2 separate regions of the Homo sapiens genome follow, and region 2 is linked to region 1. Evidence: read pairs that join two places in POLR2A ChIA-PET (ENCODE). Cell type or tissue: B cell. All regions are shown on one strand. Each heading gives the region's core, and the rest is flanking DNA. Links, peaks and the distances in the headings are about the cores only.

The links. Peaks named below come from ENCODE experiments on the same cell type or tissue, not always from the same donor. Only the 100,000 strongest peaks of a DNase experiment are listed, where the experiment ranks them.
Region 2: POLR2A ChIA-PET joins it to region 1 with 10 read pairs; 2 of 35 experiments call an interaction of 5 or more read pairs at or near these places.

The regions. Positions count from the first base shown.
Region 1 is chr4:101,827,788-101,839,011 of GRCh38, reverse strand. It overlaps BANK1 (B cell scaffold protein with ankyrin repeats 1), which reads right to left. Exons shown (of 17, transcript NM_017935.5): 2 at 8,806-9,204. Among named protein-coding and RNA genes, the nearest start is that of BANK1, 43 kb to the right of the region's middle. In B cell, for the core only: no CTCF peak of the experiment used is centred there; no DNase peak of the experiment used is centred there; H3K4me3 peaks cover 2,989 bases; H3K27ac peaks cover 7,899 bases.
Region 2 is chr4:101,904,899-101,916,122 of GRCh38, reverse strand. All of the region lies in intron 6 of BANK1 (B cell scaffold protein with ankyrin repeats 1), which reads right to left. Among named protein-coding and RNA genes, the nearest start is that of BANK1, 120 kb to the right of the region's middle. In B cell, for the core only: no CTCF peak of the experiment used is centred there; no DNase peak of the experiment used is centred there; H3K27ac peaks cover 3,533 bases.

The DNA.
Region 1 (11,224 bases), core at 1,309-9,308:
TATAAGTTTCTCACTCTATTCCTGTGTGAAATATAAAAATATGGCAAAACAGTGTCAGATACATCATCTTGAATCAAGCTGTTAACTAATCTCACATGATCCTATACCTTAACTTCCAGCATAAATACGTGTGAACAAGAAAATGTTACTGATGTTAAGAAAATAAAGTTTAAAGTGTCTGTCTTGAAAAATAATTACTGAGGTTACCAAGTGGCTGGTCACCAGCTAAGGGAGAGCATGTTCAAGTCAAACACAGCTCAAAGGTATGATCTCCCTCCAATGGCTCAATCATCACATAAGGGTAGATTTCTTTGGACCTTGGATTACAGGTAGACTTCAGGATACCAACTGTCTTGGCATAGATTTCAGAACTAGATATTTTATAATAAGAGACAGTAAAATTTTGTTTTTTCCTGGGCTCTGTACATAGTTTCTGCCCTTTAACACTAGAGTTAATTTTCAGAAAAGCCTTGGAATCATGCTGTTTATGCAGCAGATGATCATTTCCCATGTGGAATTGAAATGTTAAAAAAAAATCAGCTTTTAGCAAAAATAAAGAGGAAATCATCTAAAGAAAGGTAAGATTTTTGGAAAGCAAAGAATAATATAAGCTAACTTCTAAGTTGTTAATAACACAATGATCCTGAGTAATAAAACAGTGTACCTTAGTTTTTGATTCAAAAAAGGAGGCAGTAGAACTCAGAAATAGGGTGTATACATTCATAATAAGAATATGTTTAAAAGCTACCCAGAGGCTGGGCATGATGGTTCATGCCTGTAATCCCACCACTTTGGAAGGCCGAGGTGGGTGGATCACTTGAAGCCAGGAGTTCAAAACCAGTCTGTGCAACATGGTGAAACCCCGTGTCTACTAAAAATCCAAAAGAATTAGCCGGGCGTAGCACACACCTGTAATCCCAGCTACTCAGGAGGCTGAGGCACAAGAATCATTTGAACTCTGGAGGTGGAGGTTGCAGTGAGCCCAGGTCCCACCACTGCACTCCAGCCTGGGTGACAGAGCAAGACCCTGTCTCAAAAAAGAAGAGAAAGAGAAGAGAGAGGGGAGGGAGAGGGAGAGAGAAGAGGGAAAGGGGGAGAGAGAAGGGGGAGAGGGAGAGGGAGAGGGAGAGGAGAAAAGCTATCCAGAGTCGTATACAGAATGCTTTTACAAACACAGCTAAAAATATCCTGATCAAATGTCTTTATCTTATTTTATTAGCAATAAATAAATCATAATTACAGTCTGCTGCCTAGGACTAATAAATGTTTACTAACCATTTTGTTGTTTGAGTTTCATTCTTCAATATACATGAGAATGACCAAACATGATATTTTAAAAAACAAAATGAAAGAATTAAAAATAGAATTTAAAAAGATAAATTGATTAATATATAAAAAGCTTCTTTAAAGAGAAATTGAATATGTACCATACATTGAGGGAAAAATCCTTGAAACCTTAGTCCTTACAGTCTCAGAAATAATTTGAGTGACATTATTAAATCATGCAAGCCAGAGAAACTCTTTGGGACAAAATAAAACCCTTGTGTAAAGTATCAGATACCTGAACTCAATTTATAATTCAGACTTTTTGAGTAATATTCTTTTCAAACAATCCATCACTTTAATTGGAATTCTGAAGTTATAATGAACTATTAGTTTCTTAGAGAAAGAAAAAAAGTCAGTATTCAATCCCTGAATCTTAAAGTTGGCAGCTAACAATTTTTCAAACCTTAATAAATTCTAGAAGCACAAAAACAGTTGTACCGGTCTTAGTCCTAAATATACTAAATTATCATTACACATTTACTGATAGAATTGATTATTGTCTAAATTTGTGAACAATCAAAGTAAGTGTTTTAAATCCTGCTAATTTAAAAAAAATTGTACATAATATTTGATTATGAGAGGCCTTGCCTGCTACTTTAAGGTATTTTGACTTTATTCCATAGGTGACGTAGAGCCCCATAATTTAGTATGTGTTTTAGAAAAATTGGGAGGAAAAAGGCCACCAGCTGGGAGGTTCTAGTAGTAGACTGTGAAATGGAAGATGAAGATCTAGGCCAATGGATGAGAAATGGGCACGGAGATACAGTTCTAAGCCACAGAAATTAATTGAATGTAGAAGATGGGGAAAGCTCTGGGATAGTGCCGAGCCGATGGCTTTGGATTAGTTTATTGTGAAATAATAATTCACCCTTTCTTTTAACCTCTTGATTTTAATACTGTTGAAGAGTACAGAGCAATTATTTTGTAGAATCTTCCTTGATTCCACAAAAATCTCCCAGTTTGATTTGTCTGATATTTCCTCATGATTAGATTGAGGTTATGTATTCTTGACAAGAATCCCACAGTAAACCTTTCATCAAGAGGTTTCAATAAAGAGAAAAACCAAACTGTACCAGAAACATTTATAAATCTGTACTTAAAAACACAATTTGTCCTTTCTAGGTTTGTGGGGTTTTTTTGAGGTTGAGAATGCTGAAATATTTTTAAAATGAAATTTTTTTGTTTTTGTTTCTGTTTGTTTTGTTTGAGACAGAGTCTCGCTCTGTCGCCCAGGTTGGAGTGCAGTGGCACCATCTGGGCTCACGGCAGCCTCTGCCTCCCAGGTTTAAGTGATTCACCTACCTCAGCCTCCTGAGTAACTGGGATTACAGGTGTGCACCACCATGCCCAGCTAATTTTTGTATTTTCAGTAGAGACTGGGTTTCACCATGTTGGCCAGCCTGGTCTCGACTCCTGACCTCAAGTGATCTGCCTGCCTCAGCCTCCCAAAGTGCTTGGATTACAGGCGTGAGCCACCGCGCCAGGCATAAAAGAAAGTTAACAACATTCCATTTGTAAAACAGCAATAAGGAGAAGAAAAGAAATGGTTAAAAAAATAGTTACGGAGAATATAGAATGTAACGAGAGTCATAAGTATGCAATAATCAAAATTAATAGAATTAGATGAGGAAAATATTTTTCAAGCAGAAACGATATGACATGAATTTATTAATAAAGCAACTTGTCAACTGACTTTGAAGGATGGTTGAGATTTCAACTGAAAATATGTGGAAGGATACTCCAGATGAAGAGAAAAGTGAAAAAACAATGGAGTGAACGCAAAAATGGAAAGGCTGTGTTTGTTCAATGGTGAATGATACAATTACCCTAGTATACAGTATGTCTACACTAATGCTGGTGACAGAAATGGCCTGGACACCCATGCTGGAGCCATACCTTCAAAGAGCTGAAAGACCATGCAAAAAGGAAGGACTTCATTTGAAAGGCTACAACATCTCACTGACTAGTTCTAGGAAGGTCCAGTGAGTCAGAGTTCTTAAGCAATACACAGCACAGACAGAAAGAAAGGAAAACAATGCTTCTGCATAGTTTGTTTCTGTTCTGTTGTTTGTTTTGTTTTGCCTTTCCAATAATTCTACTGTTACATTACTATTCATTTTGTCCTTCTTTTAAAAAGTGTAAAATAAAGCTAAAAATTTGAAATCCTTGGTTTGGTAACAGAAAAACAAAATGGAAATGTTAAGGTTCTTCAAGAAAGAGAAGTTTTTCCTGTTAATGGACAATGAAGAAAATATGAGAAAATAAGCCATGGAGAGAGCTGTTGGTAAAGGGTAGCTCAGGGGTTGCAAGCAAACCAGCATGCCTGGTCCAGAAGTGACGGGGGCAGAGTTGAGAACAAAGAACAAGGGAGGACAGAGGCCTTGGAGAGGTGCCAGGATCCTGAAAACCAGAAGGATTCAAGTACATGTTGGTGATATTCAGAAACGGCAGTTGATTTTATAACAATTTCAGATCAGCTTATTTATATCACATATAAACAATGCTGTATGAAGCCTATAAATGTGGAAAGACTAGAAAAGCAAGTTAGGTAAAACACCAAAACTAACAAATAGAAGACAGAAAAAGGAAGGAATGTCATACAAACGATTATAAAACACACAGAAAAGAGTAAATACAGCTGGATTTGTGTTACTCCCAATTTGGGAATTAAGAAGACAGGAAATTTGGTTTTCTTAATTCCTTTAAAGGAAATAAAATACTAGGAGAAAATATAAATTACTGTGTCTTTTAAAAAAATTTTAATGTTAAAAACTTTTCTCTGGAGCCTTGATTAATTATAAAATAGCTTTCTCTTTCTTAAAATTTCCTCTGATTTTTCTTTGTGTTATATTAATATATTAGAACATTTAATTATTTCCATGACTTTCCTGGCATTGTTATCATTCTCTTTTTCATAGCCTGTTTCTGAATAATAAGTTTCCCTTATTCTTTGTATAATTTCTTTATGGAATGAGGAAAAATAGAAAAGGGACAGTAAAATCTGAATTCCACATTCTTTGTCCTATTTCACCCATTTTTTTTTGTACTGATCTCAATTTAAATACAAGACTTTATGTCTTCAACATGATTGGCAACATAAACATAAAATAATTTAGCAGAGCACTTAAGCAAATTTATCACTGCATAGACTACAGCAAATAGAACCAATTTCTTCAAAGGACACAACCCACATATAAAAGTTATTTTATGCAGTTTGGAGATTGCTACCATTTGTAGACTTGGAAATACAACTATATGCTTCTGGTTGCATTCTTGTACCTCAGACAAAAATGCACTATATTTGAACACCCTTTTCCAAATAAGATGGTTATATTTTCCAATTGGCACATCTAAGTTACTCTAAGAAATCAGAGTCCAAAATCAATGTGGGCAGATGAGAGATAATAGTGTCTCCAAAATAGTGCTGTGTTGTCTATAAGGTGTGAGTTTTTCCTCTTACCGAGCATGAATAGAAATATAATTTGAAGACATAGCAGAATACCACTTTCATATCCACCTAAAAATACTCATCATAAAACAAAACAACTGAAACAACAAAAAGGTATATATCAAATATTTTTACATAATAGTGACATTATAGCTCAAGTGGCCAAAACAACATGAGTTCTTTGAATAAATAGAAATTATGGGTGTGGAGAGCCATCTAAAATTTTACTAACAATCTTCAGGGAGAAGAGTAGCATAAACTTACTTGTGCTTTACTGTGATTTAAAAAAATAATTTTCCTATTGTAACACTTTTTTCTTTTCAGTCAAAAAAGTTTAATATACTTGAGGAATACTAAAAAGAGAGAGAGAAAAAGAGATCATAAGAAACTTGAAAACTTCCAGTTTGAACATTATGGTGTACTGTGAATATTTCCCCTTTTTATTCTTGGAAATCATCCCAACACATAGACAATGAGGAAATATTATGCAAATGTCCTACTTAGAGGAAATAGGAAACAGTGAAATCCTAGACCCAAATTCAATGAACTGTTTCCTAAAACAGTGATGATACAGCATGAGGGTGTACAGGAGGAAACAGAGAAAAGACACTTTGAAGAAACAGTCCAGAAGCTGCAGATTTTAAAAAAGAGCCGGCAAACTTACTTCCTATAAGGCTAAGGGTACCTTGTAGATATGAGGCAACAATTTGAGGGAGAAGCATCTATGGAAGCAGTTTGGTTCTAAAAAGCAGACAAAGTGAGGCTAAATTAAGAGCTATACAGAAAAATCATATTACAGAAAGCAGTCTACATCTGTGGAAGCAGAGAAGTACAGTCTTTTATTGTAAAATAACAACAACAATAACAAAACAGAACAAACAACAAAACCCACTCTGTCTATCTCCATTGGCTGGACCAAAAAAAACTCACTTTTCTCAGTGACACATAAGAAAACTTGAGGCCAGGTGCAGTGGCTCACGCCTGTAGTCCCCGCACTTTGGGCGGTTGAGGTGGGTGGGTCACCTGAGGTCGGGAGTTCAAGACCAGCCAGACCAACATGGAGAAACCGAATCTCTACTAAAAATACAAAATTAGCCGGGTATGGTGGCACACACCTGTAATCCCAGCTACTCAGGAGGCTGAGGCAGGAGAATTGCTTGAACCTGGGAGGTGGAGGTTGCAGTGAGCTGAGATTGTGCCATTGCACTCCAGCCTGGGCAACAAGAGCAAAACTCCGTCTCAAAAAAAAAAGAAAGAAACCTGAACAAGCATAGAATCTATATAAAGATACTAAAAGAGAAAAAGTGAGAAAGGGAAGGAGAGAGGGAGGGAAGGAAGGGAGGAAGGGAGGGAAAAAGAAAGCAAAGAAGGAAGGGAGGGAGGGAGGAAAAGAGGAAAGGAGAAAACCAATGGAGATGGGGAGCAAAAACTAAACACGTTACCATAAACAAAGTTGAAAATTGTAACCAAACATTTCACCGTGAATTTTTAAAATGTAATGAATAGAAATCACCTTTTGAAAGCAATTATATAGTGCAGATATGCAAGAAGTTAGAGAGAGGTGAGTGAATTAAGAACAAGAGATGAATTTTAAGTTATAAGTGCTCAACCAAAAGGTACAATGAGAAAAAGTAAAAGTACTATGAAAACGAAAGAGATTGGAAGTAATACAGAGAAAGAGAAACTCATGAAAGTATAAAATGGTAGCAAAAGTTAAAGTGAAAATGCAAACTAAGTTAATTAGATATTAATAGACTCAAAGGGATTAGAGAGAAATTGTAGAGTGCAGTGCAGACTAAAGAAATCCAAAATACATAAAAAAGGAGTCCCTGAAAAATAAACCGTAAACTTAGATATAAGTTAAGAAATTCTTCATGAAATAAAAGAAGACTTGACTCTACATTTTGGGAAAAAGATACAAACAAAAATAAGAAAGCATGTCCCTGGGAAAAATAATCCAGAATAGTCAGCACTAAAATATTCTAGTAAAGTCACTAAACTTCAACTATAAATGAAGAATCCTTTAGTCAGCTAGGCAAATAAAAATTCTGTAAATTCTGCAGTGCTAGAGACAGAAGAGCAAGAGCAATACTGTCCTCAGACAAACTCTACCTTCAGTGTAAGACAAGAGACAAACTCTTAAACATTCAGCAATTCAGAAACATTGCTTCCAAGGCACCTTCCTCAGGAATGATTAGAAGTGACCTTCAGCCAACCAAGGGATTATTAAAATCACAATAACAAAGGAAACTGTCAACAATGTAAGCCCTGTTAGCAGATCTTCACTTAGTGGAGGCTTCAGAGGATCTTAGCTCTGGACAGCTTGACTGCATCCTCATGACAAATCCTGCTCCAGAACCTCCCAGCTAAACCCCTCTAGATTCCTGAATCATAGAAACTGATATAACCATTATGTATAAGTTGCTAAAATTTAGAGAAACTTGTTATGCAACAATAGACAACTAAGACAATGCTTTAATCACACCTGTAATCCCAACACTTTAGGAGGCCAAGGTGGGCTGATCACTTGAGGTTAGGAGTTTGAGACCAGCCTGGCCAACATGGTAAAACCTCATCTCCTCTAAAAATACAAAAATTAGCCAGGCATGGTGGTGCGTGTCTGTAATATCAGCTACTCAGGAGGCTGAGGCACGAGAATTGCTTTAGCCTGGGAGGCAGAGGTTGCCATGAACCAAGTTCATGCCACTGCACTCCACCCTGGATGACAGAGCGAGACTCTGTCTCAAAACAAAACAAAACAAACAAAAAAACCATTGAATTTGAAGAGGTTACAATACTGGAAAATAAGAAGGAATTTTGGTAAGAAGAAAGTTGTTTTCCACCAGGGAAGAAGTATAGTGAGAAAAGCTTCCAGCGAACCATTTGGGGTTGATATAGGTTCCCTGGATTTACAGAACTCCAACACTTATGCTGGATCCAGGTTTGGAAATTACTAAAGGCAAGAGACTGTGGCTGTACTGCTGCTCTGAGGGCAGGATGGTGATAGCTACTCTGGGAATGGCTTGTATGCCCAGAGTTTGTCCGGAAAAAGATAAATGAAGATAAAGGAAGGTTTATCTTCAGATAGATGTGGACAAGGTAGGAGAAACACCCAGCCAGGAGGTATCTCAGTGCCATTTTCATCATGAGAGACACATGAAGGAGCCATAGAACTCAACAGTAAGAATCTATATGCATTAGACAACCACAGCTATGATCTTAGAGAAGAGGGACTATTTGACTTATTAAGAAACTGCAAGAGAGACATTCCCAGCGAATAAGGAATTTCCCAAAACTCAGAAATTTGCTCCAAAAAAAATAGCCAACTTTTAATCTGGTGTGGCCAAGATAAAATGATAGCTTCACTCCTTCCCTTTAAGCCATGAAACCATAGTTAGAAGACTGGGAGTTGAGAGCAAAGGGCAGACTAAGGAAACCAGGGAAGCAGCTGACCACAGCACCCCTTTCACACCTAGCAGAATAAAACTGTGGAAGGGAGAAGCTTTAACATTGTAAGCTGCAGCATTTTTATTATTACATGGAAATGTAATTAATTAATTAATGGGACCTGGTATTTTCTTTTATCTAAAGGTTACATGCTTAAAATTTTAAAAGCTCTGTAATTGTAACCCAGACCTTCAAACCTTGAACTGCTACTGACTGGTAACACCACTAGAGTATATTAACTCATGCCTCACCAGTTACATAAGAAACCAGCTTCCAGAACCAAACTGTCATATGACTTGAGCATACCATACTTGTTCTGCCATGATCTCATCCAGGCTGCCCTAAAGAATATATTTATAAGCCATGTTTAGAACAAGGAATAAGCCTTGATTGGAATAGAGCTAAAAATTAAGAAACTTAATGTATTTTGTGGACAGTACAACATACTGTTGAATAAAATCAGCTCTCATTTTTCTTATTCCTATCCTGACACCAGTTATTGGTTCTAAAACAACTTGCAATTCTTTAATTACAAAAAAAAAAAAACAAATAAAAATAAAACAAACAAGGTTTGGCAACACTACCTTTGAATATGATACTCTGGATTACAGAGATGTAGTCTTCAGGTTCCTGTTCAGTTGAGATCTCCCATCTGCTTTGAGAGATATTTAGTAATTCATAGAGCTGATCTGAACTCTTCACTCCACAAAGCAAAGTAACTACACTTTTTGGTGAATGAAGTATCTTTTCCAGAAACTGACATTTCTTTGGAGTTAGGTCTCTAAGCAGGCTATTTGATAATATCAAAAGTTTACATTTGTAAGACGTTAAGTTCAGCAACTCCAAATGCCGAAAAGAGAAATTCTCCAAGCGATATAACAGGATGGCTTCCCTTTTCACAACATGTAAAAATACTTCTGTCAAGTACAGAGCCCATTCCTCAGCATCTTCTTCATATATCATTATTATATCTTTTGTATTTCCTGGAAAAAGAAAAAATATTTTCTTATATTTGCAATGCTATCAGCAGGTTAAATTATTATTTCTCAAAAATTTTAATATGCTCACTAGGCAATATATTAATTTGCTTATACCAGAGAAAAACTCTATGAAAGTCCTTCATAGTATAAAAAATCATAGATTAAATAAAACTAGAATTCAAAGACAAGTTGATTTAAATTTTAAAAAGAATGATATGAAAGAGTATAATAAATAAGGAAACGAGCCAAAACAATACCATTACCCAGATAATAAATAAATTAGAAAAAGAAATAAGTAGATTAGACATAGATAATGTTATAGATAATATTTTAATTTCTGGCCCAAAAGAAAAGCTTGATATTTTCATAGTAAATCAAAAAAAAACAAAGGAGGAGAAACAGAACAAGGCTAACACAATTGTTGAAAATACGATATATTTAGTTGAGAGTCAAAAACAGAAAAGATTCAGTATAAGGATGATCCAAAAGCCTGACGTAGAAGAGAATAATATACACATTAAAACACTGTAAAACATGTAATTTTTAATAATTTTTAAAATCCTTGAAATAAGAAAGATAAAGGAACCAGCTCTATGGATCAATGTGAAACAATCAGGCTCCAGCTAAAACTGTTAAAGAAAACAGATCTTGCCCGGCGCGGTGGCTCACACCTGTAATCCCAGCACTTTGGGAGGCTGAGGCGGGCTGATCACGAGGTCAGGAGATCGAGACCATTCTAGCTAACACAGTGAAACCCCATCTCTACTAAAAATACAAAAAATTAGCTGGGTGTGGTGGTGGGTGCCTGTAGTCCCAGGCACTTGGGAGGCTGAGTCAGGAGAATGGCTTGAACCCAGGAGGCGGAGTTTGCAGTGAGCGGAGATTATGCCACTGCACTCCAGCCTGGGCAACAGAGTGAGACTCTGTCTCAAAAAAAAAAGAAGAGAAAACAGATCTTGATTAAATTGTCCTTAACTTAATGATAATTATAAAATTTCTTCACATATCCAGGAAAGAAAACAAAGTCACCACAATAAGAGAAATGTGAGGTTGGTCTTGATTTCTTTAGAGCATTTTCAAGGCCAGATGAATTATAAGAAAATTTTTACAAAACTAATTTTCACAGTATATTCATACTATAAAATATTGCATAACAATGAAAAAGAATGTAACAATGCTACATGCAACATGGATGAATCGAAAGACATAATATTGAGTGAAAGAAGAAAGAGTATATATTGCATAATTGTATTTATGTAAAGTTCCAAAGCAGAAAACTTGATTCACAGTGATACAGATCTGAATATTTTAGGGTAGAATTAACAAAATAGGTATGAGAGAGCCTGCTGGAGTTCTGGATATGGTCTATATCTTGATCTAGGTGGTAGATATATATGGAGATATATATATATATATATATATATATAAATTCACTCATCTACATATCTTAGATTGTGTTTGTAAGTTATACTGCAATACACCTGCAAAAGCTATATGACTTGGGGAGGGAAAGACATAGGAAATAAATAAAGCATTTGTAACATTATCACATGTATTTGAAAATTAGAGAAAATATGCTAATAATGGAGGTTGGACAGGTCTAATAGGGCATTTACAAAAAGAATTAAAGATAGGTACATTTCAATATTTTGCATAAAAAACAAAAATGAAGTAAATATTAATTCTGGAAAAAAGCCCCAAAATTTATGAAAGAAAGCAGGATAATTATAGACTATTTGGAACAATAGTGTGCATGTGTTTATAGTTATAATAATATAAAAATTGATTAATTAATGACAAGTTGAGATTTAAATATCCTGGAGAATAAGAGAAGAGTCAGACTAACAAAAGTATACAAATACTTATCTTATGTTTTATAGGAAGACAATAGATAATAGCTAAAATTAGTAAATCAAGAAATCATAATATAAATGTATCTTTTTGAAATATGCAAAGGAATAAAAAAAGAAACTTTGAAAAAACTATGGCTTTTAAGGTTCTTAGAAGTGTGGAATAGTATTTG
Region 2 (11,224 bases), core at 2,090-10,089, 76 kb before region 1:
AATGCTTTAAGCCAAGAAACTCTCTGGAAGGTAATTTTTCCTGGGTTTTAATCAGACACCAATTAGAGTAGGGAAGGTAGCTGAAAAGTTGAAGAAACAACAATTTTCATTCCTTTCATAATAGTATTTGAAATCTGATGAAATGTTATTATTTCTGTGGATCTGTAAAAACAGAGCATTGCTGTGTTTATGAAACCTTTTGCTCTCTGACAGGAGAACCATTATATAACATGTGAGGTGTTACTCTTCCAATCCTGTCAAAAGATTAGACATATAATTCTATTTGGAATTTTAAGAAACAAAAAAATGCTGCCAAGGTTATCATGCTTCTAAAACCTTGATAATGTAAACAAAATGCACAAAGGAAATAGTCCATCAAAGCCCTATGCTACAGTTTTGTTGTTACCTCTCATATTACATAAAATATCGTAGTGGAAAATTCACAAGTAGATACATACTTTACTATTAAACTCAATATTGAATCTACCTCATTAACTGTTGTAATTGAATTCTTGTTACTAAAATATTCTCTTAAATAAGAGAAAAAATTAGAATTTACATCTACTTGGTATTTCTCTTGTTAATTGTCTCAAGAAACTTCATACAAGATACTCTGTCTTTCAAATGTTTTAGTTGAATAGGTTATGTCCTAATCTGCATAATATTCAAATGAGTCTTAATTTCTTCTTGCTAAATAAACTTCAAAATAATGCCTTTTATTACTTAAATACCAAAATTCTAAAACTTAATATTTATCTTTCATGAGAAGCAATATAGTGTAGCACTTAAGCATTAGGACTTTGGAGCCAGATTGTATGCATTAAACCTATAAAATTTAATTTAATTCTAGTATTTAGTCATAGTGTCATTTGCACAAGCTACTTGAACTTATGCATCTTATTTTTCTCAATATTCAATTGGTGACCATAACATCTACTCAATCGGTTATTAAACCTATGTCCAATGTATTCTTCCATGCAAATAAGTACTGTTGGTCCTCATTATTTGGGAATTCTGTTTGTGCAAATTCATTTACTCACAAAATTTGTTTGTAACACCTTAAGGCACTTTCCCAGTCATTTGCAGACATATGTATAGCAATGAAAAATTTGAGTCACCCAAAGCACACATTCCCAGCTGGGGTCAAACAAGGCAACCATATGCCTTCTTATTTCAGCTCTCAAACTGTAAACAAATGTCCTGTTTGCAGTCCATTTGGTGCCACAACTGTCACAGTTTTTGTGGTTTATTTTGGTGAATTAGCTGTTTAAAATGGCCCCCAAGTACAGTGCTGAAGTGCTGTGTAGTATTTCTAAGCACTTGAAAGCAGTGGCATGCCTTATGGAGAAAATATATGTATTAGATAAATTCATTCAGGCCTGAGTTACAGTGTTGATGGTGAGTTCACTTTGAATCAACAGTGTATATTAAATAAGGTATTTTTAAACAGAAACACACATAAAGCAAGGTTATGTATCAATTGGTTGATCAAAACATTGTGACCAGAAGCTCACAGGAACCTAACCCTATAACTCTCCTAGGAGCAAAGGTTCAGCATTGACTTATTCGATTACTTTATAGAACATAACTACTGCAAATAATGAGAATCAAGTGCATTTTAAAGCAATCTAGAGGCCCCTTTTAATTTTGGAGAGGGAGTTCAAAATTGGTTTCCCATTGCAGCATGGCCAGTTATTTTCTGACTTACGGTGCCTTATTTTCTTTGCTCCTCCATACACTCAGGGAGGCTCTGAGAGAAGCTATGGCCCCTGTGTACTGCTCCTCGGGGTGAGGCCAGAAAAGCTGTGGAGCTGGGGGAGGCAACTGTGACCATTCAAGTCTATGACTTATGAGAGCTTCTCCCGGGCTATCTCTGTGTTCTGGGCCCACTCAGTTAAAATCCAAACTGGGAATGGTTAGAATCCACTTCCACAACCATCTTGCAAGTAGAAAGAAAGAGCAGTTCTAGAGCCTTGATTCTCTGTTGTTTATTCTTATTGTCAGGCATAGACAAACAACAGGAAAAACTTGGGATAAAGATGAATAGTTACTCTGTTGTTCTCAGATAATTTCTTTGAAAGACTGTACATTTGAAAATTTTTGATAGAAATTCTTCATTTTGTTGAATTGTACGCTTAAGATTTGAAAGTTTTGTAAAATTGTAAAAATTGAGTTCTAGAATGTCAATATTCTGTCATCCAAAGCACCTGCATGATGAGTTGACAAGTATGAGAAATAAATGGAGCATGTCATCTCAAACCCAGAAGGGACTCATTGCTTTCTGAATATCCTAGTGGATGGAATTCACCCTAAAATTAGCAGCAGTAATGATAGGAGGAGGAGGAAAAGGAAGAAGAAAATATAGTGGTTAACAAATGGAATTGGAGAGGTGGGGGTTTCAGGTACCTAGTGGCAGATTGAGCAAGAGAAGAGCAACAGAACAAGGATGTGGCAGGTGGCGAAAGATGCTCTGATTTCAGAAAAAGAGTCTTTGAGGACACACTATGAAGTGCCTTCTTATCTAGGGCTGTGGGCTAGGGATCGCCAGAGAGAAGTAGGCAATGAGCAAAACAAGGTTGAAGCAGGGCTTAAGGCCACAGACAAACAGCCTGGGAGCTTGCGGTCCATGTGTGGAGGTAATTCTAGGAAGCAAAGGGAGATGTGAAGTGTTTGTTAGAGGTTTCTAGAATTGACATCAAATAAAATTAAATCTCACAATATTTAAATACGTTTATTTTCCATTTTCTACTAGAAAACCCAGACAATGTTAAGGCAATAAAAAGAGCTGGACAGTTTCCTGTTTATCCAATCCATCCAATCTGTAGCTAAACTCTGGTTAAAATAAGAAGCCTCTAGAAATTTTATTTCTATACAAATGTGTTTGCATTCTTTTCCTCTACATTCATTAAAAAAAATTCCTTTTGAAAATTACCAACTTTGTCTCTGCTGTGTCTTGACAAGACAAGAACCAAGAACCAGGAAAAGATCCAGGAAAAGTTGAACAGTAAAAGTGCACAAACCAGATGGGCTGGGTTGGGATCAGATGGTTGGGCACTCTAGCACAGGGCCATGGCTTACAGGTAGAATGCTACCTATTGGCCTTTATATGGGTTTCACACAGACATTCAAGAAATCAGGGCCACAAAGCAGTAAATCAACATGTCGGCCAAGGAAACTTTACTTCATTAGTAAGGACTATTTCAGCATTTTAAAAGGAATTCCTTTTAGTCTTGAGCACTGGAGTCATTCTTTTAAAATATTAAATGATTTGATAATAAAATGCACAAAGACAAGGAAGTAAATCTAGGAAATCTTTTGGGCAGTAAAAGGAGTGGGGAGAACTTAAGACGCCTTTGGAAGCACTGCCATATGTATTATAGGGACAAAATGAAAATGGAATATGAGAATGATTAGGGAAACCCCTAAGTGCCAACCTGCCCTGCATATTTCAGACCTGCCAATATTTATATTTTATATTTATTTATATATTTATTAATATATATTATGTATATATTTAATAATTTAATCTATATATTCAATACATATTTTATATATATGTTATAGAGATTTATTATAGATAATATGTATTTCTATGAACCTATCTCTATCTATCTTTCAACACACATATACACACACATTTTATTGGTTTCTCTTGAGAACCGTGACCAATACAGTGAGGCAGATGCTGTGGCGGCTTTGGCAAACCATAACTTACAGAAAGAAGGCATAAAAACAAGTTCTACATCTAAGTCTCTTTCCTTTTCAGAATAATGTAATGTGAGTTTTCAAACCTTAAGATTTTTAAAAATAACTATTTGGTAATGGCAGAATCCAGTAAGCAAATGGGTCCTTTTAGAAAGGGGAGGGAGGTGTTTTTAGGGTGGATTAATAATAGAGTGTGGTATACAGTGGTTTCTGAACCTCTCTAGAATTTCAAAGAATTTCAGACGTTTGAGGATCATTACTACATAACAACTGCAAAAGTAAGAGGAAGTTTCCTAAGTCATAACTTATTCAAGACATTAATTAAAAAGCCCATTCTGCCCTACCTCCTCTGTGTGTGTGTGTATGTGTGTGTGTGTTTCTAATTGAGGCCAACCCATGCATATTTTCCTAATTAAAATGAATGGATATTAGAGAGCCTATTTCCTGTTATCAGTTACTAATAGATACTATTTATGTTTCTTTTCCTAACTCTATAATTATAGATGCTTATTACTGTTGACCCTGAAAAACCTACAATTTGTGTGTTGGTCCAGAGAAGACAAACATATGTGCCTTGGTACTTGAGCACAGACAGTTCAGTGCAGCATATTCAGAAGGCACACATGCCAATTTTTCATTCTGCTAATAGCAGATGCCATGAATAAGAAGAACAAAATAAAATGAAAAACAAAACCATGACAATCTAAATTGCTGCCTTAGTCCAACAAACAAGAATCATTTTATTTGGGGAGCTCAAATATTAATAATTTGTATCTATTGATACCAGGGTTTTATTTTAGTCTATGGTTAACCTGGTTACCATTAGCTAAGTAATTAATATAATAAATTTTTACTGAGCACTAGATATTCTTCTAGGGACTGGGAATTAATCTGTGAACCCAATGGGGCTTCTTCCTAAAGGGCAGTATTTACCCATAAGGACAAAATGGCTGATATGTAGGAAATCATATACTAGGAAACAAAAATTACAATGTTTCTAGGATTGCAAAAATAATGAAAAGAGTATCTGAGGTTATTTCAAACTTGTTATAAGTTATTCATTGTAATAGTAATTTATATAATTAGGCAGGAAAACTTGAGAGTCCTTCCTTTAAATTTAAGATAATCTGCCCTGTAAAGTTTCCTCTGACTGTTCTCTTTCTTTTTCACTTCAATGACACCCCGAGCTCATGCTCACTATAGTGTACCGAGGCACAGTCGTCTGGGGACTAGCAAAGTGGCCACTGGAGCTAGGCTGCCTGGATCCAAGTCCCAGCTCTGCCACTTACCATCTGGGCAAAGTATGCAACTTCTCATCTGTAAAGTGGAGATTTAAATGGTACCTACCTCAGGATCATTGTCAGGAAGTAAATAACAACATAAGTAAAGTGCTTAGACCTGTTTGACAGAGTAAGCAAAACGCATGTTAAGTACTATGTGTAGTGCACACACTGTATTCATGGCACTTATTTTTGTAGTTCTGTTTTCTTGTTCCTTGGCTTCTGTGCCCTCTGAGAGTGTGGGCTGTGTCCTGTTTATCCCACACTCTTCTACTTTCCTTCAGTATCTAGAAGAGTACCTACTATGAAGTGGAGTATATTAAACTTTTTGTAAGCATTTCTGAGGGTTTTAAAAAAATGGTATGGGAAAACATATTTTTAGATGAACAGTCACTCTAAGACTACTTCATTCTGCACCCATGGTTTTTTTTTTTTTTTTTTTTCGAGACGGAGTCTAGCTCTGTCGCCCAGGCTGGAGTGCAATGGTGCGATCTCGGCTCACAGCAACCTCTGCCTCCCGGGTTCAAGTGATTCTCCTGCCTCAGCCTCCTGAGTAGCTGGGATTACAGGCATGCACCACCACACCAGGCTAATTTTTCTATTTTTAGTAGAAAATTTAGTAGAGATGGGGTTTCTCCATGTTGGTCAGGCTGGTCTCGAACTCCCGACCTCAGGTGATCAGCCCGCCTCGGCCTCCCAAAGTGCTGGGATTACAGGCATAAGCCATCACACACAGCCTCTGCACCCATGATTTTAATTCAAGGACACAGATGGAATAAAAAATCTATCTTGACTTTAATTTGATATATGTCAATTTTAGTTATGTACATAACAATGATGCCAATCAATTACTGTTCACTCAGTGGTTCTCATTGGTGATTCACAGGAGTAGAATCAGCATCATATAAAAATTTGTGAGAAATGTAAATTCTTGTACCCAACCCAGATCTACTGTATCAGAAATGTGAAGAGAGATGGCAGCAATCTGAATTTTAACATATCCTTCAAGTGACTCTGAAGCCTGCTAAAGTTTGAGAACCATGGCATTAAATAAAAGAAAGAACAGGGGCTTGGTTCTAACAACTAAAAAAAAGTGGATAGACAAGAAAATTGGGGTTAACCTCACAGAGAACTAAATAAAACTGCAAAGTGTACAAAGTAGTGGACTTTCTCTCCATTCTGTTCACAGTTTCTGTAAGAAAACTTCCCTCTTCTGTCATGGTTTACATATTTTAAAATACATTTTCAATAGAGTAAATGGAAAAGACTATAATAGAAGTGAAAATTATGTGTATTATATTTGCCCCATGTCTTTTTACATTTTATGATGGTATGATTGACAAATAAAAATTATATATATTTAGTGTGTACAATGTGATATTTTTATATATGTTGTTGGGAGCAGGCCCCCCAAAATCTGGGCATAAACTGGCCCCAAAACTGGCAATAAACAAAATCTCTGCAGCATTGTAACATGTTCATAATGGCCCTAATGCCCACGCTGGAAGGTTGTAGGTTTACAGGAATGAGGGCAAGGAAAACCTGGCCCACCCAGGGGAGAAAACCGCTTAAAGGCATTTTTTTGTGTGTGTGTGTGTTATACTTTAAGTTCTAGGGTACATGTGCACAACGTGCAGGTTTGTCACATATGTATACATGTGCCATGTTGGTGTGCTGCACCCATTAACTCGACATTTACATTAGGTATATCTCCTAATGCTATCCCTCCTCCCTACCCCCACCCCACGACAGGCCCCGGTGTGTGATGTTCCTCTTCCTGTGTCCAAGTGTTCTCATTGTTCAATTCTCACCTATGAGTGAGAACGTGCAGTGTTTGGTTTTTTGCCCTTGTGATAGTTTGCTGAGAATGATGGTTTCCAGCTTCATCCATGTCCCTACAAAGGACATGAACTCATCCTTTTTTATGGCTGCATAGTATTCCATGGTGTATATTTGCCACATTTTCTTAATCCAGCCTATCATTGATGGACATTTGGGTTGGTTCCAAGTCTTTGCTGCAATAAGCATACGTGTGCATGTGTCTTTCTAGCAGCATGATTTATAATCCTTAGGGTATACACCCAGTAATGGGATGGCTGGGTCAAATAGTATTTCTAGTTCTAGATCCTTGAGGAATCACCACACTGTCTTCCACAATGGTCAAACCAGTTTACAGTCCCACCAACAGTGTAAAAGTGTTCCTGTTTCTCCACATCCTCTCCAGCACCTGTTGTTTCCTGACTTTTTAATGATCACCATTCTAACTGGTGTGAGATGGTATCTTATTGTGGTTTTGATTTGAATTTCTCTGATGGCCAGTGATGATGAGCATTTTCTCATGTGTCTGTTGGCTGCATAAATTTCTTCTTTTGAGAAGTATCTGTTCATATCCTTCGCCCACTTTTTGATGGGGTTGTTTGTTTTTTTCTTGTAAATTTGTTTGAGTTCATTGTAGATTCTGGATATTAACCGTTTGTCAGATGAGTAGATTGCAAAAATTTTCTCCCATTCTGTAGGTTGCCTGTTCACTCTGATGGTAGTTTCTTTTGCTGTGCAGAAGCTCTTTGGTTTAATTAGATACCATTTGTCAATTTTGGCTTTTGTTGCCATTGCTTTTGGTGTTTTAGTCATGAAGTCCTTGCCCATGCCTATGTCCTGAATGGTATTGCTTAGGTTTTCTTCTAGGGTTTTTATGGTTTTACGTCTCACATTTAAGTCTTTAATCCATCTTGATTTAATTTTTGTATAAGGTATAAGGAAGGGATCCAGTTTCAGCTTTCTACATATGGCTGGCCAGTTTTCCCAGCACCATTTATTAAATAGGGAATCCTTTCCCCATTTCTTGTTTTTGTCAGGTTTGTCAAAGATCAGATGGCTGTAGATGTGTGGTCTTATTTCTGAGGGCTCTGTTCCGTTCCATTGGTCTATATCTCTGTTTTGGTACCAGTACCATGCTGTTTTGGTTACTGTAGCCTTGTAGGACAGTTTGAAGTCAGGTAGTGTGATGCCTCCGGCTTTGTTCATTTGGTTTAGGATTGACTTGGCAATGCGGGCTCTTTTTTGGTTCCATATGACCTTTAAAGTAGTTTTTTCCAATTCTGTGAAGAAAGTCATTGGTAGCTTGATGGGGATGGCATTGAATCTATAAATTACCTTGGGCAGTATGGCTATTTTCACGATACTGATTCTTCCTACCCATGAGCATGGAATGTTCTTCCCTTTGTTTGTGTCCTCTTTTATTTCATTGAGCAGTGGTTTGTAGTTCTCCTTGAAGAGGTCCTTCACATCCCTTGTAAGTTGGATTCCTAGGTATTTTATTCTCTTTGAAGTAACTGTGAATGGGAGTTCACTCATGATTTTGCTCTCTGTTTGTCTGTTATTGGTGTATAAGAATGCTTGTGATTTTTGCACATTGATTTTGTATCCTGAGACTTTGCTGAAGTTGCTTATCAGCTTAAGGAGATTTGGGGCTGAGATGATGGGGTTTTCTAAATATACAATCATGTCATCTGCAAACAGGGACAATTTGACTTCCTCTTTTCCTAATTGAATACCCTTTATTTCTTTCTCCTGCCTGATTGCCCTGGCCAGAACTTCCAACACTATGTTGAATAGGAGTGGTGAGAGAGGGCATCCCTGTCTTTTGCCAGTTTTCAAAGGGAATGCTTCCAGTTTTTCCCCATTCAGTATGATATTGGCTGTGGGTCTGTCATAAATAGCTCTTATTATTTTGAGATATGTTCCATTAATACCTAATTTATTGAGAGTTTTCAGCATGAAGTGCTGTTGAATTTTGTCAAAGGCCTTTTCTGCATCTATTGAGATAACCATGTGGTTTTTGTCTTTGGTTCTGTTTATATGCTGGATTACATTTATTGACTTGCATATGTTGAACCAGCCTTGCATCCCAGGGATGAAGCCCACTTGATCATGGTGGATAAGCTTTTTGATAAAGGCATTCTTAAGCCACAAACAATAGCATGAGTGATCTGTGCCTTAAGGACATGTTCCTGCTGCAGTTAACTAGCCCAACCTATTCCTTTAATTCAGCCCATCCCTTCGTTTCCCATAAGGGATACTTTTAATTTAATATCTATGGAAACAATGCTAATGACTGGTTTGTTGTTAATAAATATGTGGGTAAATCTCTGTTCGGGGCTCTCAGCTCTGAAGGCTGTGAGACCCCTGATTTCCCACTTCACACCTGTATATTTCTGTGGGTGCATCTTTAATTCCTCTAGTGCCACTGGGTTAGGGTCTCCCCAACTGAGGTGGTCTTGGCAAGTGGCGTCCATTGTGGGGGCTCGAATCCAAGTTGATGGGTCTCAGAGCAACAGTTGGAACAGAAAACTAGCTGGAAGACACCCTAGTACTCTTAAAGCAATCCCCGTGGTGAGTAAGAAGGGGAGCTCAGAAGCATCAGGGTAACAATGGTACAGGTGTGGGGTCTGGTTCGTTTCACTTTGGAACTTTTTCACACTGATGATGAGGAGGAATGAGAGTATAGCAAAGTAACAGAAGAGGTTACACAGCATGTTTATTTACCAGCTAAAGCTAAAGCGGCAAAGGAAGGGAAAGGTTCATCCCTACCCTTCTGCACCCCCTCCTTATTATTTGAAGAAAAAGACCCTCCAGATCTTTATTTTCCAGAGGACACTGGGCAAAAAGTGGTTGCCCCAGTGACTGAGCAGCGCCTTGAACGACCACTCTTAGTTCTATTCAGGCAGGAATTCAGCAAGCTAGATGAGAGGGTGATTTAGAGGCTTGGCAGTTCCCTTTTAGAATATACCCCCCGATCAACAGGGAAATATTATAGCTACATTTGAGCCTTTTCCTTTTAAATTACTCAAATAATTTCCACAAGCTATAAATCAGTATGGACCAGGTTCTCCTTTTGTAATGGGACTGTTAAAGAATGTTGCTGTTTCCAGTTGGATGATTCCTACTGACTGGGACACTCTTACACGAGCTTGTCTTACTCCTGCTCTGTTCTTACAATTTAAAACTTGATGGGCAGATAAAACTTCCATTCAGGCTGCTCGCAATGCCCAGGCCCAACCTCAAATTAATATAACTGCAGACCAACTTTTGGGGGTTGGCACCTGGGCTGGTTTAGATGCACAATTGGTCATGCAGGATGATGCCATAGAACAGCTTAGCAGAGTGTGCATTAGAGCTTGGGAAAAAATCACTTCAAGTGGGGAACAATACCCTTCCTTTAGTGCTATAAAACAGGGACCAAGAGAACCATACGTTGATTTTATAGTTTGGTTACAGGAATCTCTTAAAAAGATGACTGCAGATTCGGCTGCTCAGGATATAGTGCTGCAGTTATGAGCTTTTGACAATGCTAATACTGTTTGCCAGGCTGCTCTGTGACCTCTCAGAGGGAAAGCACATTTAGTTGATTATATCAAGGCCTGTGATGGTATCGGAGGCAATTTGCATAAAGCTACTCTGCTAGCACAGGCAATGGCAGGACTGAGGGTGGATAAAGGAAATACCCCATTTCCTGGGGCTTGTTTTAACTGTGGGAAGCATGGTCATACTAAAAAAGAATGTAGAAAAAATCAGCGAGTCAGGCCGCCAGATAGGGAAAAAAGAAAACTGCTGATCCTGAAATATGTCCACAATGTAAAAAAGGAAAACATTGGGCTAATCAGTGTCACTCTAAGTTTGATAAAGATGGGAACCCGATTTCGGGAAACACCGTGAGGGGGCCGTCCCATTCTAAACGGGGGCATTTCCAGCTCAGGCCATTCCCTCGCTCCCGTGCAATGTCTGTCCCCCACCACAGCTGGTAGTGCCACAGTAGATTTATGCTGCACAAAAGCTGTGAGCCTTCTGCCTGGGGAACCCCCGCAAAAGGTCCCAACAGGAGTCTGTGGACCCTTGCCAGCAGGGACAACAGGATTACTTTTAGGAAAGTCTAGTTTAGGTTTAAAAGGGGTACAAATACATACAGGAGTCATTGATTCAGATTATAATGGAGAAATTCAAATTGTTGTATCTACTTCTGTTCCCTGGAAAGCAGAGCCAGGAGAACACATAGCACAGTTCCTGATTGTGCCATTTGTGGAAATGGGAAAAAGTGAAATTAAACGAACAGGAGGATTTGGAAGCACAAATAAACAAGGCAAAGCAGCTTATTGGGTAAATCAAATTACTGATAAATGTCCTACCTGTGAAATAACTATTCAGGGAAAGAAATTTAAAGGTTTGGTAGATACAGGAGTGGA